Regions from separate parts of the Homo sapiens genome. Here region 2 is linked to region 1. A link is an interaction called in ENCODE POLR2A ChIA-PET data of the cell type or tissue named here. Cell type or tissue: GM12878. All regions are shown on one strand. Each heading gives the region's core, and the rest is flanking DNA. Links, peaks and the distances in the headings are about the cores only. Region 1 has its middle 10 kb from the start of GRPR. Region 2 has its middle 100 kb from the start of GRPR.

Evidence for each region. Peaks named below come from ENCODE experiments on the same cell type or tissue, not always from the same donor. Only the 100,000 strongest peaks of a DNase experiment are listed, where the experiment ranks them.
Region 2: POLR2A ChIA-PET joins it to region 1 with 8 read pairs; 2 of 35 experiments call an interaction of 5 or more read pairs at or near these places.

Annotation. Positions count from the first base shown.
Region 1 is chrX:16,105,263-16,121,674 of GRCh38, reverse strand. No RefSeq gene overlaps it. Among named protein-coding and RNA genes, the nearest start is that of GRPR, 10 kb to the left of the region's middle. RefSeq lists an enhancer at 1,727-1,866. In GM12878, for the core only: no CTCF peak of the experiment used is centred there; no DNase peak of the experiment used is centred there.
Region 2 is chrX:16,015,747-16,028,251 of GRCh38, reverse strand. No RefSeq gene overlaps it. Among named protein-coding and RNA genes, the nearest start is that of GRPR, 100 kb to the left of the region's middle. In GM12878, for the core only: no CTCF peak of the experiment used is centred there; a DNase peak (open chromatin) is centred at 3,971; H3K27ac peaks cover 444 bases.

The sequences.
Region 1 (16,412 bases), core at 5,619-8,118:
CTTTTGAATGAAGAAAATCATATGTGCCTAGGATCAAGGCATAAAGGAAAGAGCATGACATTGAGCAGAGGGACATCTATAAATCCAGAGGGTCACCCAGATTGGAAGACAGGGGTGGAAAAAGAACAGCGTGAAATGCAGCTAGAAGCAGGTTTGGGTGAGATTGTGATGGATCTTGTATTCTTGCTAAGAAGTTTGGTCTAAAAGGCATATTTTTGGTTCACAAAGAGAACTTCTGGATGTTGTTTCCCTTTATTTCTTTAGACACCCCTGTGTGCTGAGTCAGCCTCACTACTTAAATCTAATTGGGTGGTTAGTGTTTCTTCCAATGTAAGTTAAGGGGATGCTGATAGATATTGATTTCTCATAGCTGGTGTTAGCATTATGTGTTCCACAGCACTATAGATTCTTCTAATGGTATTTTAGGAGTAAAGGTGCGTTGAGGTTTGACATCTAATATTTTCGGGGATCAAGGATGCTTTAAAAAGCTAATTCGGGCCAGGTGCGGTGGCTCACGCATGTAATCCCAGCACTTTGGGAGGCCGAGGCGGGTGGATCATGAGGTCAGGAGATCGAGACCATCCTGGCTAACACAGTGAAACCCCGTCTGTACTAAAAATACAAAAAATTAACCAAGCGTGGTGATGGGCACCTGTAGTCCCAGCTACTTGGGAGGCTGAGGCAGGAGAATGGCGTGAACCCAGGAGGCAGAGCTTGCAGTGAGCCGAGATCGTGCCACTGCACTCCAGCCTGTGCGACAGAGCAAGACTCCCTCTCAAAAAAAAAAAAAAAAAAAAAAAAGCTAATTCCATAATTTCTATGTCATTTCAACTAATTAACTATAATGACTCTTTCCATCCCTACCATTATGTGTCACCTTCCGGCAGAGCCGGAACACCAAACACCAAACGTATTCAGACATTTGCTTAGCTTTTTATTTACTGGTGAACATGAGATGCCTCTGACATGTGAACATGACATGGAACAAATGTAATATAAAATCTCTGTCCCCAGGGAGTCCAATTTCTGAATAGAATTGGAGTATGACTCAGCATCTTTTCTTATGTGTTGGGACAGGGTTGTCACTTCTGTTTCTATTTCAGTCAATAGAGTCACCTTTTTCATCTTTCCAAAAGACTGGATTTTCTGTGGGGCTCTAACATGAGGTGGGCAACAGTGACTTGATAGAATTTAGGAGAACAGGTAGATTCAATGGGACCACAGAGTGTGGAGACAAAGCCTCTTCCCACTGGCTATGAGCAAGGTCAAAAGGGAAGCTTCTGGAGGGAAAGGCTGAATTTGGCTTCAGGCATATTGAGTTTGCTAGATGAACAAGGGAATGTAAGAAAGCCAATGGAAAATGAGAGGTGAAGTCTGAAAGCATAGAAGTAAATAATTAAGAGGACTGGTTGAGAACTAGAACCCTGAATGCCAAATAGTTTAAATGTACAGTAAAAGAATCACAGAGAATCAAGTGAAGTTAGGCTTTGAGAAGAAGATTATGTGGTAAAAGTCAGTGAAGACTAAGCGTGATTTCAATATTAGATTTGTGACAGCACCACGGAGAAGCTGCTCAAAAGACTGCAGCAACTCTTGCTTGAGAAGAATCAGAGATGTCAAATTTTAGTACTGCAGCAGGAACAAAAGAGGCAGATGACTCTATCCAGATCCTGTAATGCTGGGATCGTTTCAAGTTCCCTTTTCTTTTCTCAACATTCTGTGACTTTTTATGGGGCTTAAAAACTTAGAAGAAAGATGAGAGGAGTCTTCTGGAAGGAAAAAATGAATTGGGTTTCATTTTGAGTCACATGAAACTGCAGAAGTAAATGTAGATGCCAAGAGAAAGCCTAAAGAGGAAGACGAAATTCTCAGACACATCTGAGGCTAGGAGAACACCTGGTGTGGTGGTTAAAATATATTCGCCAGTTCTCAGTACTCTTTGCTTCAAGAGATGTAGATTAATTTAACCCCCACCTCCACCCCTTAAGTGTGAGCTTTACTTAGTGACTTGCTTCTAACAAATAGAATGACACAGCAGGAATAGTGTGTAACTTCCAAGACTAGATGATAAGGGACATTGCAGCTTCCTCTTTGCACTCTCTCCTTGGATCACTTGCTCTGAAGGAAATCAGCAGCCATGTCATGAGGATACTCAAGTGACCTTATGGACAGATCCACATGGGGAGGAACTGAAACCTCCTGTCCAGAGCTATGTGAGTCAGTCATTTTGGAAATGGATCATCCATCCCCAGTCAAGCCTTCACATAACTGCAGCCCCAGCTGACTCTCTGACTGCAGCTTCATGAAAGACCCTGAGCCAGAATCACCCAGCCAAGCCACTGTTAAATTCCTGATCCACAGAGACCATGAGTTAATAAATGTTTGTTGTTTTAACCCATTGTTTTATGGTAATTTGTTATGCACCCACAGGTAACACCTGGTAAGTAGAATGGATGGAGAAGAGGAAGAAAAGAAAACCACCCCAAAGACAAAAGAAAACAGAAGAGGAAGACCAGAAAAGGCAAGTGCTATAAACCTGAGTTAAACCTGGAGTGGTCATACAGGGTGTGAGGGAAGGAAAGTATGGTCAAATCTAGAAAGGTTGTGCACACTGAAATTCATTTGTCATTCTGCAACACCAAAGTTTCTTATCTGGATCAAAATATGTATTTTTAAAATATTGTAAATGAACTGAACTTTCTTGCTCAGCCACCATATACCTGGAAATTAGACCGTTTATATTTCATTTCTGCATCTGCTCAGTGAACTTGGACAAGTAAAATAAATTCAATGAACATTATTTGTTACTGAACTGTTCTGTGCTATGGATTCTCCATTCATAAAGTACAGGAACATTTTCCCCTTGCCTATGCCCCAGGACAACTTGATGCATTAGCACCACCAGGAGCATGGAAGGCAAATGAGAGTGGTACTGTTTCTCTACCCTCAGCCATCTGTTTCTAGCCTTTTCTTCCTCTCCCCTGAGAGGGTTCGATCAGCACAGTCCTAGACTCCCTGAAATACATTCCTATATTATTTCCATCTCTAATAACAGATGTCTGAAAAGAAAACATGTTGCTGGCATGGATTCCTCTTTAAATGTTAGATTTTGAAATGTCTTTCAGTTTATGGAAAAGTCACAAAGACGGTACAAAGAGTTCCTGTATGCCCCTCACGTAGCTTCCTCTATTATTAAAATGTTACAAAATGAAGAAATTAGCATTGATATAACACTATTATCTAAACTACATATTTTATTCAAACTTCACCAGTCTTTCCATTACTGTCATTTTCTGTTCCAGGGTCCAATCCAAGATACTATATTGCATGTAATCAACATGATTCCTTAGCTCCTCCTAGCTGCGACAGTTTCTCAGACTTTCCTGTTTTTCCTGACCTTGATATTTTTGAAGAATATTGGTCAGGTATTTTGTAGAATGTCCCTTCATTGGGGTTTGCCTGGTATATTTTCATGACTTGACTAGGGATATAAATTTGGGGGAGAAAAACCATAAGAGGTAAGGCACCCTTCTCATCACTTCCTATCAGGGAGTATGTATTAGTTGCTACTGTAACAAATTACCCCAAGCTTAGTGGCTTAAAACAAGAAAAATGTATTCTCTTACAACTCTGGAGACCAGAAGTCAGAAATGAGCCTTACAGGGCTAAATTCAGAGTGTTGGCAGGGCAGGCTCCTTCTGGAGGTCCTATGGAGAATTGTTCCTTGCTTCTTCCAGCTGCTGGTGGTTCCCAGTATTCTTTGGCTTGTGGCCACATCACTCCAATCTCTGCTTCTGTTGTCAAATTGCCTTTTCTTCTGCAGTCAAATCTCCCACTGCCTCCCACTTATAAGAGCCCTTGTGGTATAATGGGCCCATCTGGATAATCAGGACAATCTTCCCATCTCTAGATCCTTAATTTAATTTTGTCTGCAATGTCCCTTTTGCCATATAAGGGAACATATTCACAGGTTCTGGGGATTAGGGGGTGGATATCTTTGGGAGCCATTATTTAGCATACTACAGGGTACACGATTATCCATATGATTTATCGGTGGTGAGGTTAACCTGAGGTTATCAGTGGTGAGGTTGATTAAGGTGGTATCTGCTAGGATTTCTCCACTGTAAAGTTGTATTTGGGGTGATAGATTTTTTTTCATTGCTAAAAGTATGATTTTACTCACAGCTAAATAAGTAATAATGTTGACATTTTGTAGCCATTTGACACCATTCTTTTTTTTTTTTTTTTTTTTTTTTTTTTTGAGACAAAGTCTCACTCTGTTGCCAGGCTGGAGTGCAGTGGCACGATCTCGGCTCACTGCAACCCAAGCGATTCCTCTGCCTCAGCCTCCCGAGTAGCTGGTACTACAGGTGTGTGCCAACAGGCCCAGCTAATTTTTTTTTTTTTTTTTTTTTTTTTTTGCATTTTAGTAGAGATGGAGTTTCACCATGTTGGCCAGGATGGTCTCGATCTCCTGACTTCGTGAGCCATCTGCCTCGGCCTCCCAAAGTGCAGGGATTACAGGCGTGAGCCACCACGCCCAGCCATTTATATTAAGTTCCTTTCCCAGCCAGCCCAAGCTCTAGGTCCCAGAAATACAAAAATTAGCAAACAATGGTTCCTGCCCTCAAGTAGCTAATTGCCTAACTAGGAAGAATGTTTTCAATGTATTGAAAGAAAGCTATTTTGTAACAGAAACCAGCATTGTTTTTAAACAATGGAACCTGCTCCAGCAGAATTTCACATACTGCAGAATTTAAGCTTCTGATTCCCCACCACAAGATATCAGAGGCTGAATTCTATTCAAACTGCTTATTAGCTGCCTGCCTTTGATGAAGTTACTTTTAAACTCTATGCTTCCATTTTTTTCATATATAAAATCTGGAACCTGCTTCAGCAAGGACCTTTGATTGTACAGTAGGTTTCTGGTCATATAAAAATGGAAACTAATGTTCTTAGAGTTTCCAAAGTATGATTGGACTTTCTGTGACTATTTTCCACTTTTATATGCTCTCTTGGATTCTCTTCTCAAAGGTGTTATCATCTCATGGGCAAACCAATAAAAATGCCATCAGGTTTCTCATGAGCAGTCTGGCTTTTATTTTTGTTTCCAGCCAGCTTTATGGGACAAAATGGCCGGGATGCACCCCCAGACTATGGGTGCTCATGCAACTAAAATGAATCCAAACCTCACATTTCACCTTTTGTCTTTGGTCGTAAAATAACACACCATGTTCTTCTCTAAGGAAGATGCTAGAAAACAGGCTTATCCGTAGATTTTTCTCCAAGCGCCACTATGGCACTTCAAACTCAGAGTGGTTCCATGGGAACTCTCACTCAATATAAAAACCCTGTTATTTTTACTGCTTGAAGGAGGCTCACCTTAAATTAACTCCAAGTCATGTCTGAAATATATATCCCATACCAAGTTCTTCAAGTCAAATACTCTTGAAATGGAACAGCTGAGAAATACACAGGGAATTTATCATTCACAAACTGCAGAATTTAAGCATCTGATTGCCCCACAACAAGGTATCCGAGGCTGAATTCTATTCAAATTGCTTATTAGCTGCCTGCCTTTGATGAAGTTACTTTTAAACTCTACTCTTCCATTTTTTCATATATATAAAAGGGATTTAAATGACACTAGGGTTCTCCTTCTTAGCTCACAGAGATTGTTGCAAGATTCAAATGAGATAACACATACGAAGGCATTTAAAAAGATGTAAGGTCCTAAACAATTTTAAGTGACTTTGTAGTAAATTATCACATTTTTTAGGTGTGATAACCATATTGTAGTTGTGTTTTTAAAAGTCCTTATCTTTTAAAGCACGGGTGAGCATGCTTTTTCTTAAGGGGCCAAATAGTAAATATTTTAGGCTTTGTGGACCACAGTGTGCCTGTCCCTGCTGGGAAAGCAGCCAATAGACAGTAGGTAAATGAATGGGTGTGACTTTGTTCTAATAAACTTTATTTGCAAAATAGGAGGTTAGCCCACAGGCCAGAGTTTGCTGATTCTGTTTCAGGAAAACTTGCTGAAATATTTATGGATAAAATGACATGATAGCCAGGATTTGCTTCAAAATCATATGGAAAGTAGAGAAGTGGGTAGGGACAAAAATGAAACAGGATTGGCCCTGAGTTGATACTTGCTGAAGACAGGTGAAAAGTATGTGGGTGCCCATGTTATGCATCTGTCTATTTTTGTATATATTTTAAATTCTGCACTATAAAAAGTTTTTACAACGTCTAATAAATGTAATTAATTATTAACATGGTTAATAATGCCAACAAAGTAACTATTCACATATCTTTGAGGTCTTGGCTGGGTGGTGCAAAGTGAAACTCTTCCCTGAAAGGGTGGTAGTATCATTCCAGCCATTCAGATATGCATTTCCTCTCCTCCACATCAATCAACCTGGAGGTCCAAGATTGAAGTGCCATGAAATGCACATGACTTAGAATGGAATTTGTTTCAGAGTAGCTAGTGGATTGTCAGTGCAGGAAAATGACTCTTCGACGCAGTAGGGAAGTAGACTGATTTGCTGTTTTTACTGACCACCCCAATCTTTCCTCATTCCTCCCCGTGGGCATATTAGTGTATTTTAAATTCTGCTAGTGTCCCACAGCAACCAAATATATATCCAGATAGATAATGAGTATTACAGGATCTGTGGAAAGGGGTGAGGACAGAGGATATAATAATAGAGCCAATATTGATTCCAGATGCTTTACGTGTGTTCTCTCATGGAATCCTTACAACCACCCTATGATATAGGACTATTTACATTCCTTTTACAGATGAGAAAATGAGGCATAGAAAGGGCAAGCACCTCGCCTGCAGTTACATGGTTAAGAAGCGTGTTTCTGTAATTGGGTGCGTAACCACTAGACCACATCATCTCTCAGGGGACAAGGGAGAGAACTAGAGGGATAGTTATGACTCAGAGTTCTCCTGGGAGGTGAAATGGACAAATAGGAAAATGAAGAAAAAAGTGCACTGAAACAAGTAGAAACTAGGGATAAAGAATTAGGGAGCTGAAAGACTGGTGGAAAAAAACCAATAAGGAGAATCCAGCAGCTGTGGTTTCTATTTCTTTCTCGGCAACGGTATCTTGTGTTTTTTGTTTTTGGGTTTTTTTTTTTTTTTCGCCTCTAGAGAAATAAACAGGATGCTCAGTTCCTGTCTCATGTCTATAGTCACATTTCTTTAATATCAAAATAATTTAAGATGTGGAATAGAGAAAAGCAGAAACTCACTAGTTCCTAATGATGACAGGTCCTCAACTGTACTTCCTCTTTCAATAAACAAGATAAAACATCCTCATGGAAACATGAAGCAAATTATGCAATGTTTTACTGAAAACACTGCTAGGCTTCAGGGTGACTCTTAGCAATAATGAAAATGCCCCCATTTCTGATCCCATGGCAAAGAGGCTTCTCACAGGATTAGAGCAAGGCTTGCTAAGTTGTATTTCATCTCCTTCTAGTGCACCCCACTCCCTGTCCTAACCCCACTTCTATATCCCTTCACCAGCAGTGAAGTGCCACCTTTCAAAATGAAGAGCTAATTTGCTATGTTGGAATTAGAGACTTCACTCTAGTCATCCAAAAGTGTTCATTCCTCTTCCTTCACTTGTAAACTCTCCTTCTGATGATTATGATTAATAATAGTCTTCCTCTTTGGGTTTTGTACCATGAGAAGAACTTACCAACACACATTTGATTTCCTTAATCAAAGGCCTAAAAGTGTGGAAATACTGCCTTTGAAAAGAGATTGACCAGACCCCCCAGGCTATAAGGCTGACTTAAGGGTGAAGCCTCATTATGTCCATAGCAAAGAAAGCCTGGTTGCCAAGCATACAAAAATTTTTTAAAAAATAGAAAGTTAATAACTCTGAGTAGGTTACAACAGGCTATGATGTTTATAGGTTTCTGAAGCATTTTGATTGAGATTCAGTGACTTCAACTGGTCGGGGAGGCAGAACTCAATAATTTTTTTTAACTTTCAATTAAATTGTTGAGGTAAAAACAATCAGAGCAGAAAAAGAATGAGGAGAGGCTTTTGTTACTAGGCAATCCAGAAGCAACATAAACTGTACTCTGGAAGAAAAATGCTTTTTACCCTTTCTCAGAAACTAGGACACACGAAAAGTAGTACCAAAGTTTTTCCTTAGATATAGCTACTGCCAAACCTAACATGGGCACATTCACCCCTTAAATTCTCACTCCAAAATCCAGGTTTATTCAAGAGTGTTTGTATGTGAGAACATGTATTTGTAGAAGGGTAGGAGTTAGAATTAGCATTTGCTGAGTATTCACTATGTGCCAGGCACTATTCTAAATGCTTTATAGCTCTTTAGATTTTGAACCCTATTAGGAAGGTACTATTATTAATCCCATTTTAAGAATGAGGAAACCAAGCTCCAGCGAGGTTTTATAATTCACCCAAGATGACACAATTAGTCAATGCTAAAGCCTGGTTTCAAACTCAGGCAATCTGGCACAGATTTCATGCTCTTAATACCATTCTAGTTCCATGCAATTTCTGAATAAGAATTTTTGCTATCTGAAATCAGATATTTTTAAAATTTCAAATAGATTCCCCCACCCCTTCATAGCTGAGAAAACTGAGATGCACAGAGGTTAAGAGACTGTCACAGTACAATATTTATTTTTATCTACATTCTTATTGCATTTTTGTCATCCCAGTTTCTACGACATGCAATATCTTTTAATCATATTATAGAGCTTCTGGAATGCAAAGACCTTGTCTTATTTATCTTCACATAAACCTAATTTTAATACTTCTCTTATAGAGTATGACAAATTGTGAAAATGTACACACATTCTGCATCACTGTATCCACACTTGCTTGAAATAAGACCTTGATGCTCTTCCCATTAAAATGTAGAGACTAACTCTCTATTTATTCTGGCCTTTATGACATTTTTTCCCCAGAAAAATGCACTAGAAATAGCCTTGTGCCAGCTATAACCTAGGTCTCAAGAATCCTAGCATGCTTAATTTTGCCACCACCTTGTGGTTGAACACAGGCTAGCCTGCTGGAGGATGAGAGGCCACATGAAGTAATAGCAAGCGATCACATCTGAGGTTATAAACACCAAACGTCCCTCAGCTATCCCAATCACTAACTATAGATGCATGAATGGGTCCAACTGAGACTCACTGAGAACCACCACCTAAGTCCAACCCAAATTTCTGACTCACAGAATTGAAAGCTAAATAAATCATTGTTGTGTCAAGCCACTAAAAAGAGAGAAAGAGACTGTTACAGTAAACTAATGTTGAGTGATGGTCGGAAACCAGGTCTCCTGATAGTTTACATATTTCTCTCCTTCCACCCCGCCGGCCATAAAGCTCTCTAAAGAGACATTTCATCAGAAGAACTATGGCATCCACAAAGATGCACCACTCAGATCTCCCATCAAGAAAAAACACGTTGTTAGCAGCAAAGAGTACAGTTTGCTAAGAACCTCCAGCTAGTCAGTGCCTTTTAAATCCACCTGAACTCTCTAGCTGAAGCCATGCTCTTCCAAGGCAGCCCTCAGCCAAAGACTCAGCATGGCAGAAGACCTACAACCTGGTCATTTCTGCCCAACGGGAGACTCTTCTAATGGGCAATCTTTGCTACAGAGCTTCCCATTGGGTTGGTGGAGACTTTGTCAGAGCTGCTTCGTTGTCCAAGGCTCTCCCTAGCCAAATCTGCTTCATAACCCTTTTATCTTTCACAGTTATCACCTGTGCAACATACCGCTTTCTTACCTAATTCTAATTCAGTTTCTGCTTTCCAGGGAGGACCTACCTGGCACAGGAATAAAATCTACTTTGCTGATACTTCTAACATTGAAGGTGGAGGAAAATAATCAAATTTCAAGGCCAATCATTTGAACAATGTCTTTGCTCCTCCCTTGTCTTTCTTGTATGTGAGGTCTCTCAGTACAGATGATCCCTGACTTAAGATGGTTCGACTTAACAACTTTTTTACTTTACGATGCTGCAAAAACAATATGCGTTCAGTAGAAACCACACCTCCAGTACCTATACAGCCATTCTCTTTTTAACTTTCAGCATGATATTCAATAAATTACATGAGCTACTCGACACTTTGTTATAAAATAGGCTTTGTGTTAGATGATTTTTCCCAGCTATAGGCTAATGAAAGTGTTCTGAGCACGTTCAAGATAGGCTAGACTAAAGCTATGATGTTCAGTAAGCTAGGAGTATTTAATGTATTTTTCACTTAATGATATTTTCAACTTAAGATGGGTTTATCAGGAAGTAACCCCATAGTAAGTTAAAGAGCATCTCTATTAAGGTAAAACATTCGTGTTTTCAATAGCCTCTTCCATGAAGGTGATTCTCAAGTTAATATTCCCCTTTAAGAAATTCCTAAGACAATCATCCAGGCGCGATGGCTCACACCTGTAATCCCAGCACTTTGAGAGGCCAAGGTGAGTGGATCACTTGAGGTCAGGAGTTGGAGACCAGCCTGGCCAACATGGTGAAACCCTGTCTCTACTAAAAATACAAAAGTTAGCGGGTGTGGTGGCACACGCCTGTAGTCCCAGCTACTTGGGAGACTGAGGCAGGAGAATCTCTTGAACCCAGGAGGCAGAGGTTGCAGTGAGCCAAGATTGTGCTACTGTACTCCAGCCTGGGCAACAAAGTGAGAACCTGTCTCAAAAAAAAAAAAAAAGAAAAGAAAAAAGAAAAGAAAAGAAAAGAAAGAAAGAAGAGAAAAGAAATTCCTAAGACAATCAAAAATGTAGTGAATGCAGCCACACAGAAGTGCTTGTTATTTTTAGGTAGGCTCTTTTACTGCCCTATAATTTTTTCTCACATGCTGCTTGAAATGCCCTAAATATTCTTCACTCTCTCCTTCAGCTGGCAAGCTTCTCATTGTTTTATGCCAAGCTGAAATGTCACTCTTCTACAAAGCCTTCCTAGAGTTCTTCAGACAAAATTGTCCCATCGCATCACAACCACCATCGTGATCTTTTTTTTCCATCATGATCATTATTATCACTATTGACATCTACTGAATATTAATGACAGGTCTTGGCTTAAAGCTACATGTGAATTATTTATTTGATCCTTACAGCAACACAATGAAGTAGGTAGTATAATTGCATCCATTTCACAGATGAGGCATCAGAGGTACAGAGAGGTTAAAAGTCACATATCTAAAACGGAATAGGGCTGGGATGCAAACTCAGCCTATCTCTTAAGTACAATGCTATGGAATATGCTGTATCTGAAAACAGCAGGCCATGTTCTTTTCTTTTCCTAGACACCTCTTCTTAAGAAGTGAATGACTTGCAGTTAAATCTGATTAATAGTCAATAGGCCCGGCAGGAGAAAGAGTAAGAAGGAAAGACTCTGGTTTTGCCTTTGTTAAAGTTAATCCTGAGATTTCCCAGAGCCCTCTTCTCTTCCATTCCCTTTATTTTCCTCTCTCCTCAGTCTCCTCTCCTTTCTAGTCCCTGATTTGCAAAGTGGAAAACTGAGATAGTTATGACTTCTAGCTTCAAGCTGTTGATGTTATTAGGGCCTGTGGACTGGGGAGTGGGGACACACTTACTCCAATTTTTCTCTGTTTAAAGCTTTGGTATAGGAACAATGTAATTACTTCCTAGTTCTTCCTCCTTGGTGGTGGCCATGTGTGCATCCCAAGAAAAGGAGGAAAAAGCACAAGTCTGAACTATGTTGAATTGGCAACAATACTGCAACTGTCAATCTTGGTTTCCCCATGTGTGACTTTCAGCAAGATTCAGAATCTCTATGTATTTATATTTCTTTATCTATAAATGATATCATCTTATTATTTATAAAGTAGAAATAATCTCTAACTCACAAGGTAGTTGTGAAAATTAAATGACACGTAGAAATATTCAATAAACAGTAGCTCTTTTTCCCAGTATCATTGTCAAATTTTGCACTTGATATTCAGCCAACTCCATTGTGGTCTTTTGAGCCACATTTGTATAAAATTAGCTTTTCCCATCTTTTATGGGAAAGTTTGTTTTTTTCTCTATAAGCACACTGTATTTATGTGACTAAATAATAAATAAATATAAAATATATAAATATATAAAATATATATAATAAAAATTATATGCCTTATATAGTTTGCATATGTGTCCCCGCCCAAATCTCATGTTGAATTTTAATTCCCAGTATTGGAGGTGGGGCCTGATGGGAGGTAATTGGATCATGGAGGTGGATTTCTCATGAATGGTTTAGCATCATTCTCTTCATGCTGTCCTTGAGATAGTGAGTGACTTCTCATGAGATCTGGCTGTTTAAAAGTGTAGTACCTAAGGCCAGGCGCAGTGGCTCATGCCTGTAATCCCAGCACTTTGGGAGGCTGAGGCGGGAGGATCACCTGAGGTCAGGAGTTCAAGACCAGCCTGACCAACATGGAGAAACCCTGTCTCTACTAAAAATACAAAATTAGCCGGGCGTGGTGACACATATCTGTAATCCCTGCTACTTGGGAGGCTGAGGCAGGAGAATCTCTTGAACCCGGGAGGCGGAGGTTGCAGTGAGTTGAGATCACGCCATTGCACTCCAGCCTGGGAAACAAGAGCAGAACTCCGTCCCCCCTAAAAAAAAAAACAAACAACAACAACAACAACAAAACAAGTGTAGCACCTCGCGCTCTCTCTCTTTCTTGCTCCTGCTTTTACCATGTGATGTGCCTGCTCCACCTTTGCCTTCTGCCATGATTGTAAGCTTGCTGAAGCCTCCCCAGAAGCTGAGCAGATGTTGGCACCATGCTTCCTGTAAATCCTGCAGAACCATGAGCCAATTAAACCTCTTTTTTTAATAAATTACTCAGCCTCGGGTATTTCTTTATGGCAATGCAAGAACGACCTAATACAAAGCCATAATCAGTACTCTTTTTTTGGACAGACAAAACAAATTATTTGATAAGGAGGTTTATGTGTATTAATAAATTTGACTGGGAGAAATACATCTTACTGGTGAATAAGATAAATTTTGTTCTAATTCATGATATGATGAGAAGGGATGTTAAAGTTCTAATAAGGCATGGAATGGTAAAATGACTATTAATTGAATGCGACTCTTGGGTAATTTATGCCTATAAGGAACTAAAGTATCACGGAAAAATGACTTTTTAAACTGCTATTACATTTATTCACACATCCACTCACTCATCCATGTACTTCTTCGTCTATTATTCATCTGTCCTCCATCCATGCATCCATCTTTCCACCCATCCATCAATTTATTATCCAGCTATTCATCTATCAATGCATCCATCCTTCCTTTCACCCACTCATTCCACTGACCTACTCAAGGTAATAACAATGCAGTGCATGTAAACATATATAAGAAATGGTCTTTACCATATGGAAACTTTCTATGTATTAGGGGAGAACAGAAGATAAGAGGAAATATGAGCTAAATCACCCCAAGAGTTGTATAATACATCTAGAGAGTTCCCAGGCATGAGAAATTATATCTTAAGGGCGAGAAAGAAAAACTTCTTGGACAGAAGAGACAAAATTTACTTTAGACATTGAAGATTCTTGAAGAATAGGTATAACACCTGTCCTAGTCTTTTCAAGCTACTATACAAAATACCTTAAACTAGCTACTATACAAAATACAGGCTGGAAAGTTCAAGATCAAGGTGTCTACAGATTTGGCATCTGGTGACAGCTCATTTTCTCATTCATAGATAACCATTTTCTCACTGTAATTTCACATAATGGAAGGGGTGAACAAGTTCTCTGGAGTCTCTTTTAAAATGACACTAATCCCATTCATGAAGGCTCTGCCCTCATGACCCTATCACCTCCCCAAAGTCCCCATTTCCTTATACCATCATGCTAGGGGTTAAAATGTCAAAATATAAATTTGGGGGTGGAGGTATAAATATTCATGCTATAGCATTCTGCTCCTGGCCCTCAAAATTCATTCCCTTCTCAAATGCAAAAATGCATTCATCCTATTCCAATAGCCCCCAGAGTATTAACTCATTATAGCATCAACTCACAAGCCTAAGTCCAAAGTCTCACCTAAATATAATCCAGGCTGGGCACAGTGGCTCATGCCTGTAATCCCAACACTTTGGGAAGCCGGGCAGGTGGATCACTTGAGGCCAGGAGTTTGAGACCAGCCTGGCCAACATGGCGAAACCCCATCTCTACTAAAAATACAAAAATTAGTCAGGCATGGTGGCACACACCTGTAACCCCAGCTACTTGGGAAACTGCGACACGAGAATTGCCCCAGGAGGCGGAGGTTGCAGTCAGCCAAGATCACACCACTTCACTCCAGCATGGACTACAGAGTGAGACTCTGTCTCAAAACAAACAAACAAAATAAAAACAAACAAACAAACAAAAACCAACATAAATATAATCTAAATCAGATATGGGTGAGATTTAAGGTAAATTCCTCTTCAACAGTGAGCCTGTGTTATCAAACAAGTTATGTGCTTCCGAAATACAATGGTGAGATAGGCACAGGGCAGACATTCCCATTCCAAAACAGGAATAGAAAAGAAGAAAGGAGTACCATGTCCTGAGCGAGTCCAAAACCTTAAGGCTTGAGAATAATCTTCTTTGCCTCAATGCTTTGCCTTCCAGATCCACCAGGGTGAAGGTCCCAACTTACGGACACACTGGAGAAAAAGGCCCATTTTCCCGACGCACTGGGCTGGAGGTCCTGCCTCTGCAGCTTTGCTGGGCATCAGTTGGACCTGCAAGACTCCAGGAAGCTCTGTTCCCACGGCTTTTTTGGGTGCAACACAGTTTGTTGCACCCACTCAAGCCACACCTAGGGCAACTGAGGAAGGTGGCAGTAGAGCACAGGGAGCAGAGCCCACAATGTAATTCAGCCAAGGTGTTTGCCACTTTATAACAAGGTTTGCCTTTTCTCCAGTTTCCAATAACGTGTTCTGTATTTCCATCTGAAACCATATCAAAATAGCCTTTACTGTTGATATTTCTACCAATATTATGTTTATAACCATTTAGGTATTTTCTAAGAAGACTGAGGCTTTCTCTACAGCTCTACTCATTTTTTTTTTTCTGATCCCTCAGCAGAATTATCTTTAAAAGTTTGATATGGTTTGGCTGTGTCCCCACCAAAATCTCATCTTGAATTGTAGCTCCCATAATCTTCATGTGTTGTGGGAGGGACCCAGTGGGAGGTCATTGAATCCTGGGGGTGGGTTTTTCCTGTGCTATTCTTGATAGTGAATATGTCTTATGAGATCTGATGGTTTTATAAAGGGCAGTTCCCCTGCACATGCTCTCTTGACTGCCACCATGTAAGACGCGGCTTTGCTCCTCCTTTGTCTTCTGGCATGATCGTGAGGCCTCCCCAGCCATGTGGAACCATGAGTCCATTAAACCTCTTTTTCTTTATAAATTACCCAGTCTAAGGTATGTCTTTATTAGCAGTGTGAGAACAGACTAATACAGAGTTCATTCATGGCAATGTTGGCTCTTTCTAGCATGCACCTCAAAACTCTTCCAGCATCTACACGTTACCCAGTTCTAAAACTGCTTCCACATTTTTAGGTATTTATTACAGCAGCAGCCCACTTCTTGGTATCAGGGCATGATGGTCTTCTTGATACCATTAATAAGTTTAGTTTCTAAAGAAGCTGACCTTGAGACACAGATTTGACTTCAAATAATTTATTTGGCAGATAATCTAGGAAGTTCTGGTAGGTGAGTAGGGTAGCACGTCAGGGAAGGGAAAGGGCCAATAAAGGCTATATTATCAAGCAAATTTCCTCTGTGAGTAACTAGAATTCAATCACACTGGGAAACTCTGGGAGTCAGTATAAAATAAACAAATGTCTGAGAATTATTCTACTGGAGAGGGAAGGGAGTGGGGGTGTTTATATGTCAACTTTCATTGGACATTGGTTGAGAACTGTTCCTAGGAAGATGGTAATTTCCTGGCACTTTTGGCCTTCCATGTGCATGGATAGAGAGGGCTTCAGTGGCCACAGAAAATCCTCAGGAAAAGAGATGACATATTGGCAGTTAGAAATTAAGCCTGCCCACTAAAATGGTAAGGCCCAAGTAGATATGGGGAGATAGACAGTAGATGCTTTACCAGTAGAGTCTAGAAGAACAGCACTTATAAAAATGACTGGGGGCAGTGCTTTTGTACAAGGGCGAATCAGAATATCTCGGAGGTATGTATAGTTTTAAAAACCATATTTAATATAACATAATTTTATGTTTATAAAATAGCAATACTTTGGGTTTTTATCTCTTTGGTTGGTAAATATAGAGAGAAGATAGTAAGTTTCAAAAGAGTTCAGCATAAAATTATAACATTGAGACAGATGAGTTTCAGAAGGGTCATTTGAAATGCTCATGTTTGCTTTTGGC
Region 2 (12,505 bases), core at 2,631-5,130, 90 kb after region 1:
GGCCATAAAGCAGAGAAAGACTGAGGCAAGTTGCAGAGCAGAAATGGAAGTTTATTTACAAAGCTTTAGAACAGGAAAGCAAGGAAAACTCGCTTGGAAGAGACCCAAGTAGTGCCTTAAAGTCAAGGAGAGAAAAGAGATCCCTTTAACCTTGACCCTGGGACTTTACAGGCTCGCCTCTTTCCCATGATTCTTCCCTTAGGGTGGGCTTTCAGCGTGCACGGTGCCCTCCTTACCCTTGGGAATTGAGCATGCGCAGTGTGTTTAGGGAGTTATACGTATGCCCATCTGAGGCTTTCTTCCTTTTCTGGTGGCGTGCGTCCCTGGAATGTCATACTTTGTCATTTTGTCTCAACACGCATGGCCAAGAAGCTGCTTCTCCCTGGGGCCTGCATTCAATTAACACTTAATGTTAACAGGTGTGGACCATCAGGAGCTCGTCTCTCCCTGGCTGCCAAATTGTCATTTTTAGAGAGGCAATGCAATAATTGCCAAACCATCACCCTACATTTCTAGTGGGTGGGGGCGAGAGCCCTCTCCTGCCCCCTGCTCATGCCTGTCTAGCTATAACAATACTATGTTGGGTTTTTATTTGTATTATTTATTATTGTATTATTATTTTTATTGTTTTTTTTAAAAATATTTTGCTTGAATCTATGGATGGAGAGCCCACAAATACAGAAGGCCAACGGCATATGCATGTTCATAGGCTTTTTGGTAAAGTTTTCATTAATTCTCAGTTGACGATTTAGTTTAGTTGATGGTTTTCTCTTCAATTCTTTATTAGAGGCCTCTAATAACATTCTGAGCTTCTCTTCTCATGCTTCTACACATTCTTTCCTCCATGCCAACAAGGGCCTTCCATATTCATAAGTAGAGATTTTTATATGAATACTTATTCTCTTCTGATTCAAATATGTGCCAAGTACAAAGATCTGGCTCTAGAACAGGGATATGTACACCTTTTTCTACAAAGGGCCATACAGTCTCTGTCAAAATTATTCAACTCTGTCATTGTAGCATAAAATCAGGCACAGACAATACATAAACAAATGGGCATGGCCTTGTTCCAATAAAACGTTATTTTTGAAAACAGGGCCGGGTGCAGTGGCTCACGCCTGTAATCCCAGCACTTTGGGAGGCCGAGGTGGGCGGATCACCTGAGGTCAGGAGTTCGAGATCAGCCTGGCCAACATGGTGAAACCCCATCTCTACTAAAAATACAAAAATTAGCTGGCATGGTGGCACATGCCTGTAATCCCTGCTACTTGGGAAGCTGAGGCATGAGAATCGCTTGAACCTCGGAGGTGGAGGTTGCAGTGAGCCGAGATCGTGCCACTGCACTCCAGCCTGGGCAATAGAGCAAGACTCAGTCTTGAAAGAAAAAAAAAAACAGGTGGTAGGCTGCATTCAGCCCTCAGGCCATAGTTTGCCAACCAATGCTCTAGAGTAATGTGAATACAAATACATATATACATACATATGCATACAATGCAGTTAACGTATAGATACATATAAATTATAAAACAGATCTTCAGCAATTTTGAAGAAGAAAAAAGATTTAGATCATCTACTTACAGGATTGAAAGAAAACCTTTTCCAAACTGGACTACATTCATTTTTCTTTTACTAACATACTTAACAACATCAAATTCATAGCACATCCTGTGAGAAAAGATCAGAGGTCATTTCTGACCTTCCTCACTGCCAACATTTTCTGATGTTATTGACAAGTGTTATCCTCTCAAAAGGCTGCAGCCTAAATAATTACTTTCATCTTCGTTTTCATGAACAAAGTTAATACCTAATTAAAATGCCAACCCAATTAAAGATGAAAATCTTGTCAGTATTTATACCATTGAAAAAAAATAACCTCTCAGACTTGAGTGAATTGTATAGTTTTTAAAGAAACCAAAATCTAATATTGTTTGTGAAGTCGCCCACCAACCAGGGAGAAGGGACTGAGTCACTTGGATCTGTTTCTTTCTGAGCCATAAAAAGGAGCTTAATGTTCTGGTCAGGAACCACTGAAACTTAGTATTGATTTTCCGTGCTCAATTTCTCTCCCAAGTCTTGGTCTTCCACCTGAAGAAAATTTCATTACTATCAGGAAGCTTGGGCAAGTCAGAATGAACAGCAGGAAACTAAGTTCTGTAAATGGCTTCAACCTCTTACTTCCATTTTGTTAGATTAGCCAGGCTAGTTTTCTTAATTAGAAGCTGGTGCTTCACCTTCCTTAAGAACAATAAATATAGATAGTGGTTTGATGAATTGAAAATTACCTCTTATAGTGAATAATTAACTGAACATCCATGGACAAATTCATGACATTTTAGATCTTTCTTTCCAGTTTTTCAACAGCCTTCTCTCTAAGTATTTGATTTGTTGATATCTGAGGCTCTTCCCAATTATTGGCAAAAACAAATTGGCTCAATGACAATTCAATCCTCTGTTTTTTTGTGTGTATAGAGTAGAAACTCTTGAACAAACATGCTCTTGATCACATCTCTCCTATAAGAAGGTTGGAATTAGATTGGAAATTGTAGGAATGGTCCCAGCAGGACAGTAGGTTTTAGGAAAGCAGTAGCAAAAACTCAGAAAGGAAAACCATATTCGCTCACTTTTCTCTGGGTTTTCAATGTGACTATTTTTTATTATTGGTAGTAGTAACTGTGAATTCCCTGGTCATTAGACAAACTCATATTCAAATAAGAAATACAAAATTGAACAGATTATAATTAGTGACAATTTTAAAGATATATTCCTGATACTTAAAAAATACGCAGTGTCAGTGAATGTTAACTATGTGAATACTAAGCAACAAATGATTCTCATATGCTGTTGGGAGTGAATATTGATACAACTTTTTTGGGGAGTATTTGGACAATATAAATCAAGAGTGTTAAGATTATTCTGCTCTTTTGATCTGGCAACTAACTCACTTCTTGAAATTTATACTAAATGGGCCAGGCATGGTGGCTCACACCAGTAATCCCAACATTTTGGGAGGCCAATGTGGGAGGATCACTTGAGTCCAGGAGTTCGACACCAGCCTGGCCCATATCGTGAGACCCTGTCTCTACAAAAATAGAAAAACTTAGCTGGGCATGGTGGCACATACCTGTAGTCCCAGGTACTGGGGAGGCTGAGGTGGGAAGATCGCTTGAACCCAGGAGTTCGAGGTTTCAGTGAGCTATGATCACACCACTGTACTCTAGCGTGGGTGACAGAGCAAGACCCTATGAGACCCTAACTCAAAAAACAAACAAACAAACAAACAAAAACAGAAGGAATTACTTGGCCCTAAATGTCAGTAGTGCTAAGGTTGAGACAGCCTGCTTATGCTGGGTGCAGAGCTATTGCCTGAAAGCATCTCTGAGATACAAAATCACCCAAAAACTGAAGTTTTCTGCTCACTTGTTCATGAAGCAACATAAAATCCATTCAGCCTCCTGGATTCTCACTACATTCCTACAAACTTTCTTAAATGGAGTGGGGTGACCATCTTCCCCTCCTCCCTCAGCACTGTGGAGTTTACACACACTAATGTCATAATATCCGTCTACATGGAAGCCTGGTATAGACATGCAGCATTAGTCATAGAATCCCATAGAAGCTCATCAGTGCCTCCAGCTGAATCTCCCTCTTTGTTCTGATTTAAATAAAGCCTTTCTTTAAGAGCTCTTCTCAAAGCAATCCGATGAAATGCTACGAAGTATACCAAATCCAATTACTTTCTGCATTCTTGCCTAGTATTTGGAAAAACCAATCCTCCCTAAGCCACTAAACTCATTCAAAAAGCATGCCAAGGTGACCACATTAAAGGAAGTGGAATTTTAACGAAAGTCTTGACACCCACAAAGTACTAATGAGAGGGCAGGGTTGGCCTCTCAGTCAAGAGTCTCAAGTTTGCCCAGAATATTAACAGACATTCTTTATTTTGAGGCAAATGGCTCTCTCACAATGACAGAGACGGTCTGCTAATGCATGATTCAGGTGCTTTGTCACAGAATGAGTCAGCAGGATGGTTAATAAGTACCACAGTAGTATACAATACGAACATAACTGGTTTTCAGTATGTCCTCTATTTTTTTCTGGCTCAGAAGCTAATATATGGTGCACTACAGTGATGTTTTCTACCTCTCACCAAGTGAAGTTCATTAGCCTGGGTGGGCAAATAGCATCAGGGATGCTATGGAAGCCACAGGTGAGAAGTGGAGGAGGGAGTCTCAAACAGATAGTGCTCTCTCCCTGTGCAGTCCAACTCTCTTACCCAAAACATGGACGGTAATGCTCAAGACAAGTACATTCATTTCCTATCATGCATAACAAATGAAAAACAAACTTAGTGGCTTAGAACGACATACATTTATTAACTCACCGTTTTGTGGGGCTTTAGCTGGGTCCTCTGCAATCAAGGCAGGAGCAGTGGTCTCATCATAGGACTCAAGGACTTCTTCCAAGCTCATTCAGGTTGTTGGCAGAGTTTAGTTCCTTGCGGTTGGAGAACTGAGGCTCTCAACCTAGAGACCACCCATTCCATAGCTTGTTTACAGTATGGTTGTTTGTTTCTTCAAAATCATCAGAAGAGACATCCTGCTTCAGGTCTCATCTTCCAGAAGGTCTGGACCCTTTTTTAAAGGGCTCCTCTGGGTAGGTCAAGCCCACCCAGGATAATCTCCCTTTTGATTAGCTCAAAGACAACTGCTAAGGGACCTTCATTACATCTGCAAAATCCCTTCACGTTTGCCATACTTTATTATCTAGAAGCAAGTCCCAGATTCCACCCTCACTCAAGGGGAGAGAACTACACCACAGTGTGGATACCGGGGGGTGAGAATCATGGGCATCATCTTAGAATTCTGCCTCCCACAACAGCATTGTGAATGTTGAAGTTGATAGCACTGACTGGGAGAGAGTAAAATATATTGGATGTCAGAGTCCATTTCCTATCCAATAGGGTGACAGCTTGGAATAAGTCAAAACTAGCAGAGAGAAACTTGAGACCCATACTAAGCTTTTAACATGGAAGATCTGGTTAAAAAGCAGTTTCTGGAAAAAAGACTTGGGGGTCTTAATTATTTATAAGCACGTAAGAAATGTTTGTATAGTGTGACATTTTTAGGAAAAAAATTGCTCATAATTGCAATTATTGTGTAATACTAAATATATTAATATTCAGATTAAGAAAGAAAACATAAACAGTGGGCTTGGTACTGCATATGCCAAACCACATCTGGAAAGCTTTTTGACAGTTCTGGGCTTGACATTTTAAGCTGAACATTGCTCAAATGAAAGCTTGAGATCAAATCATATGAAAAATGTTTGAAGGAACTATGGATGTTTACAGAAGAAACTGAAGAGGAAACAGAATTGCAGCCATATAAGAGCTGAGGAAGCAGAAATAAGACTAATAGATGAGAGTTATAAGGAAATATATTTCCCCTCAGTATAAGAAATACAGTTCTATTGTTTAGTCATCCACAAAGGAAATGACTCATGGGGAAGGGAACTCATATTCAAGGCTAATCTCATCCATGATGCTCTTGATTCCTTTCCCACCTCCATTTATTATGCCCTTTCTCACCTTTATCTTCACCCAACCTCATTTTCTAGTTGGCAGCCATGCATAGTTTTCTCCCATTATGTACATAAAGCAAAATTCCTCAACCTCATATTCCACTAAGCTACTGGCTCTTTCTCTCATCCTCTTTGAAGACTGACTTTCTGAAAGAGTGGTGTGCACTTGTTATATGCCCTCCATAGCCTTCACCCTCCTATCAGTCCACCCAGTCTGGCTTCTGCTCCCACCAAGCCACACAAATTGGTCTTTGTAAAGTCACTGTGGATAAGTTCAGTGATGCTCTTTGCAGTTTCTCTTACATGACACTGTTGACTAGACTGTCCTTTTTGAAATCGTGTCTTTCCTTGGTTTCTCTGATATCACATTCTCTTGAGACCTCTCTGAGTCCTCTGGCCACTCTTTAAGCCTCCTTTGTGATCTCTCTTTTATATGACGTACACTAATGCTCCACCAGCCTCTGTCTTGGGTCTACTCTATTCTCATTCTACATGGTATCTTTTCTACATGGTATCCTTTTAGTGACTCCCATTGCTCTAACTGCCATTTGTACACTGCGGGACCTTAGTTCTAGTATAGATCTCTGTCTTCTGAAATCCATGTCTCTTTCACCAAAGACCAACTGGACAGCTTCATTGGAAAACTCCCAAGTAACCTGAAACTCAATGAAGTCAAACCCTGATTTATAATGCCCCACTTTGGCCCACCTCCTATACCCTCCTCCTTGGTTTCCCCATGTCAGAGAATTGTTGGCAGGATGTCATTATGGTCCCCACTGTCATTCTTACCAGTTCTCCTTAGTCCATTAGTCTGCAAGTCTTGAAGATATTCCCTTCAGAGCCATCTAATTTTCTCTATTAGATACCACCTTGATTCAAGCCATCATCTTCTGCCTCGATTAATGTAATAGATTTGATTCTAACTGGTACCCTCTTGTGTCTCTCCAAAATTCTCTTTATGTTACAGCCAGAGTGTCTTTTCAAAACTTAAAAAAAAAAGAACCAGACTGTATTCCTATCCCCATTCCTCTATCATTTATATATGTCCAGCCTCCTTAACTTGGCATTCAAGGTCTTTTATGATCTGTTCTCTCTATGCCTCTACAGCCTTACCTCTTGTCATCCCCACATCCCCATTTCCCCATGTTCTGGCCTCCTGCTATATTATACCATTAATGGATCCCTGTGGCAGCAATTAGTCATCCTTCAAAATCCATTCATTCTCCCCCACTTTATAGACACAAGTCACCCAAAGAGAGCCAGGGAGCCTGGGTTCCTAAATGACCACAAGGAAGGACACTTATCTAATCACCTGATGAGACCATGATGTGATCAAGAAATAAGCATTTTATTGTCTTCAGTCTCTCAGATTTGGGAATTGTTTGTTACAGGAGTCAGTCTACATTACTAACATAACTATTCACTTCGGAAATATTAGGTGAAAGAGAAATACACTTCTATAGTCTTTATGTCACTGTATTTGAGGTCTCTGTTACAGCAACTTTACACTAACTAATATGCCCTCTAGGACAAAACTGGATACCCTGTGTACTCACCCTGTCTCAGAACTTACTGCACTGAAATTGTCTCTTTGTCTATACTCCCCCATTAGCTACTGGATAGCAAAGGCTGTTGCCTCTACGTAATTGTACCCACAATACCCAGCATCTCTATCTCCATCATTAGCATCATTGTCAACTTCTATATCATTTATTGAATGATTATCTTGTACCAGGGACTGTTCTAGTACTTTATATAGGTTTATTCATTTATTCCTTAAAGCAACCCTATGAGACTAAGTCTTATTTACCCATTTTATAGAGTGGGAAACTGTGGCCCAGAGAGATTAAGAACCCTCTCCACATCCACGTATCTAGGAAGTGAAAACCAAGATACGGGCCTGCAAGCTTAAACAGTATAGTACAGGTTGTAGGAACTGAATAAGTCTTGCTTGAATTAATAAGCTACACTGATTAAGTAAATTCTACTTAGTTGGCTGCAGAAGGGACTTTTGCTGTGGGGACACATTGCACTATTTCTGAACTGTCTTTGGTGAAGGACTTCTTAGAATTTCTAATCTATTATGGTCTGATATTTGTGTATGATATGAAATCATGTGTTTGGCTATAATGGCAATATCAAATACAATAAAAGTTTCTAAACACTTAACTCTCCATGCCTCTACTCAATCATCATGGCCAATAAGAGGCTATAATCTGGCACCAGTCTGTGGACCACACTTTGCGTTCCACTGGACTAGAGAAACCATGGGATTTATTCCAACTCTAAGATGACGTATTTCATAATTGTAAAACAAAACCCAAAGAGGAAAAGTATTTGACTTTATGATGTATTAGTCCATTTTCATGCTGCTGATAAAGACATACCCGAGACTGGGCAATTTACAAAAGAAATAGATTTAATGGACTTACAGTTCCACGTGGCTGGGGAGGCCTCACAATTATGGTGGAAAATGAAAGGCATGTCTCACAAGGCGAGAGACAAGTGAAGAGAGCTTGTGCAGGGAGACTCCCATTTTTAAAACCATCAGAGACTTATTCACTATCATAAGAACAGCACGGAAAGACTTGCCCCCATGATTCAATTTCCTGCCACCAGGTCCCTCCCACAACATGTGGGAATTCAAGACGAGATTTGGGTGGGGACACAGCCGAACCACATCGTAAGAGTTGACAAAGAGCCAGTGAGAATCATCTACTCTAAATTTAGCAAACAACAGAGTGGTATATGCTAAATGCTCTGGTGAGAAAACACCACACACATTCAAAGAGATGCAGAGTACATGCTCCTCAATCTTAGAGAGCGTGAATCTAGTAGAGTGGATTCAACTAATACCCTCAAAATGTGGAAGAGATAAGAGTATGGTTCAGAAGCTGTCCTATAAGAATATACAAACAGAAGCCTTCATTCAAGGGGCAATTACTAGGGGATATTTCAAACATGGCACACACATTCTATAAAATACAGATGATTGCTAACTTAACATGGTTTGACTCACAATTTTTCAATTTTACAATGGTATGATACACATTCAGTAGAAATTATACTTCAAATTTTTAACTTTGATATTTTCCTGGGCTAATGATACCCTCCTCAAGATGCTGGGCATTGCCAGCAAGCTGTAGCTCCCACTCAACCAGGTGATCACGATCAACAGGGTAAACAATGGATACTCTACAGTGTACTTTGTTGCCAGATGATGTTCGCCAACTGTAGGCTAATGTAAGCATTTTGAGTAGTTTAAGTTAGGCTAAAGTAGGCTATTATGTTCAGTAGGTTAGGTGTATTAAATGCATTTTCAATATTTTCAGCTTATAATAGGTTTTACAGGATGTAACCCCATCATAAGTAGGGGAGTATCTGTACTTTTTGAAACAGTCCTTTTAAAAATTGAGACTGGACCATATGTACTGAAATTGAAATATATCCAAGAAATTTTTAAGTGAAGAAAAGCAGCCAAATGATGGCCAACTTGTGTAAATTTCTATTGTCAATTATATATCCAATAATGAACTTGTATCTAGAATATATAAAGTCTTACAACTCACTTATAAAAAGATAAATAATCCAATTAAAAATTGGCAAAGGACCTAAATAGATATTTCTCTAAAGAAGATATAAAAATGGCTGATAAGCATATGAAAAGATGCTCAACATCATTAGTCATTAGGGAAATGCAAACCCACATCACAATGAGATTCCACTTTACACTCGGTAGGATGGTTGTAATAAAAAAGACAAACAATAACAAGTGGAGAAATTGAAAGCCTTGTTAAACATTGCTAGTGGGAATGTAAAATGATGCAGCCATGGTGGAAAACAGTCTGGCAGTTCCTCAAGATGTTAAACACAGAGTTATCACATGATCCAGCAATTCCACTCATAGATATATATGCAAGGAAAAGTAAAACACATCCGCACAATGTTCATAGCAACATTATTCATAATTATAAATTACATAATTCATATATCCACATGATGAGCTATTATTTGACAATAAAAAGAAATGAAGTCCTGATACACACTACAACATGAATTAGCCTTGAAAACATCATGTAAATGAAAGAAGCCAGACACAAAGGACCACACATTATATGATTCAGTTTATATGAGATGTCCAGAATAGGCTAATCCAGAGACACAGAAAGTAGGTTAGTGGTTGCCTAGGGCAAGGGGGAGCAGCAAATGAAGAATGACTGTTAATGGATACAGGATTTCTTTAGAGGCAAATGAAAATGCTCTAGAATTAGATTGTGGGGGTAGTTGCATCTCTGGGAATATGTTAAAAACTATTGAATTGTACACTTTAAATAGGTAAAATGTATGTATGTGAATTATATCTCAATAAAGCTGTTAAAATAATTGCTATTCCCAGTTCCTTGGAGCAATTCACAGGTAGATTAGCAGGAGAGATTATAGGTCTTTTAAAATAATTTCTATGTTTTTATGTTTCTCTAAACTTAAGCCATGCTCACTTGAGCCATTGTTCACAAACTCCATCAGCATTACAAAAAGTAAAGAATTAAAAGTGGGGCAACCTTATCTATCTGCATAGGCACAGCTTAGTGAAAAGCCCCTGAAAAGGAGAATTAGTACAACAGGTTGATGCAAGACAATGTTTTATTAAAACAATAACTTACCACTGAAAATACAAGTTTTCCTCCTGCCTCTGAAAATTAACAGCTTCTCAGCTGTTTGTATTTCTGAAACTGAAGTGTTTTGACAGTTCCTAATTGTAAGATACATAAAATACCTCCGGAAAACCTATTGAAAAAGAACCATTCCTTAAAGTCCTGTAATCAGAGCTCACCCCAAGAAGACAAGAGGTTGAACTAGACTCTACGTCCATCTCTTGAATGAACTTCAATGCATGACTTATCCACTGCAGGTTTCTTTACAGTCTTGAAACCAAAACATGTACTTCAATGTTTTAATTTGAAATAATTTAAATTTTAGAGAACAGTTGCAAAAATAGCAAAAAGAATTTACTTGTACCTGTTATCCATGTCCATAGTCACTCATTTAAAATAATCTGCCACATTCATGTTATAGTCCCTCTCTCTGTCTACACACACACATTCACACAGAGAGACAGACATATACTTTTTTCTGAACCATGTGCAGACATATTCATATTCATTTACTCCTTAATCCCTCAGTGCGTATTTTCTGTATTTCCTAACATAGCCTAAAATATTTCCAACATATAATCTTGCATGACCACAGTGCAGTTATTGAAATTAGGAAATTTAGCATCGATACAGTATTTTTATCTAATCTATAGTCCATATTCCAATTTTATTGGTTATCCCAACAATGTACTTTATAGCAATTCTTTTCTAGTACAGGATCCAGTCCAGAATCACACATTACATTTAGTTGCCATGTATATTTACTATCCTTTAATCAGAAACAGTTCCTAAGCCTCTTTCATCAGTATTTATATTTCATTCATTATTTTAAAGTGTATAGGGGACTTATTTTACAGAATGTCCCTTCATATAGGTTTATCTAATGTTTTCTCATGATTTGATCCAAGTAATGCATATCTAGTAAGAATATCACATAAGTGATGTTGTATCTTTCCCAAGGTCTCATAGCCAGAGGCATGTGATGCCCATTTGGCCTTACTGGTGATGCTAATTTTGGTCATTTGGTTAAAGTTTTGTTCCTTCACCATATAGATTTTCCTTTCATAACTAATAAGTAACTGGTGAGGAGATACTCTGGGACTATGTAAATATCCTATTCCTCTTTAAGCTCTCTTCCTATACAATTTAGCAAGAGAATTTAAGATAAGCCTCATAATAAAAAAAAAAGTGTCAAGACTCTTGATACATAAAGAGAATTTATTCTCAATATATATTTGTGTCAAGGTTATCTTAGATTACAGACCCAGGTGGGCAGGAAGTGGTCCATGAAGCTTACTTGGTACAGAAGGCAGTTGTGATATGTGTTCATAATAACTATGAAAAATTCTTAGCAGCAGTGCAAGATGAGCTTAGATTGGATATTTCAAATATAATACATCCATTCTATAAATTTTATGCAACAAATTTTAAAATGGGAACAGTTTCTTATATACTGAAATTGAAATATCTCCAAGAAACTTTTAAATGAAAAAAGTAGGGTATATAAAAGTATGCACAGAAGAATCCCGTTTATGCTTTAAAAACTATATTTGTACTTTTACATATTAATGTATGTAAATTTATAGACACTAGCCTGGAAGAGTATACACCAAACTGTTAACAGCAATTACTTCTCTGGAGGCAAATGGGAAATTGGAGAGGGGGTAGTGCTTGCTCTGTGGGGAATAAGACATTCACTTTTGAGTCTAGACACCTCTGTTTTTAGAACAGGAATGTATTTATGTGTTACTAAAGCATATATATTCTAAAGACATATATTTGCTGAAAACACTTACATTAGCATTATTTTCAAGATTTCCTTTTTTGACACTCTGATTACTATTCATGTGAATAAAAGGCCGTGTACATAAATGAAGTCTCCTTTGCCTTCATCTCACTTATATACATACGATCACATTAATGTATGTGTTACATGTATATTGTGGTATATATATTTATGTATATGTAATATGTGTATTGTGCTCACCAAAAACTAGAAACTGAAGGGTCATTTTCTACCATTCTCCAATGTTCCTGACTTTCACAGTTGGTTTTATTTAACCTGTAGAGATTTGAATTAATCACACTGAATTTGTCAATACTCTAACAAACCAGCCTCCAAGAACATTTACTGAATAGATCTCAGACATTTGTTCAGTGAGGTAGAGATGTGAGATGGTAATTACCACCATCTCATTGGGCATTTTTTATTGTGATTTAAATGGTGATATAGTTTGGATATTTGTCCCCATCCAAATTTCATGTTGAATTGT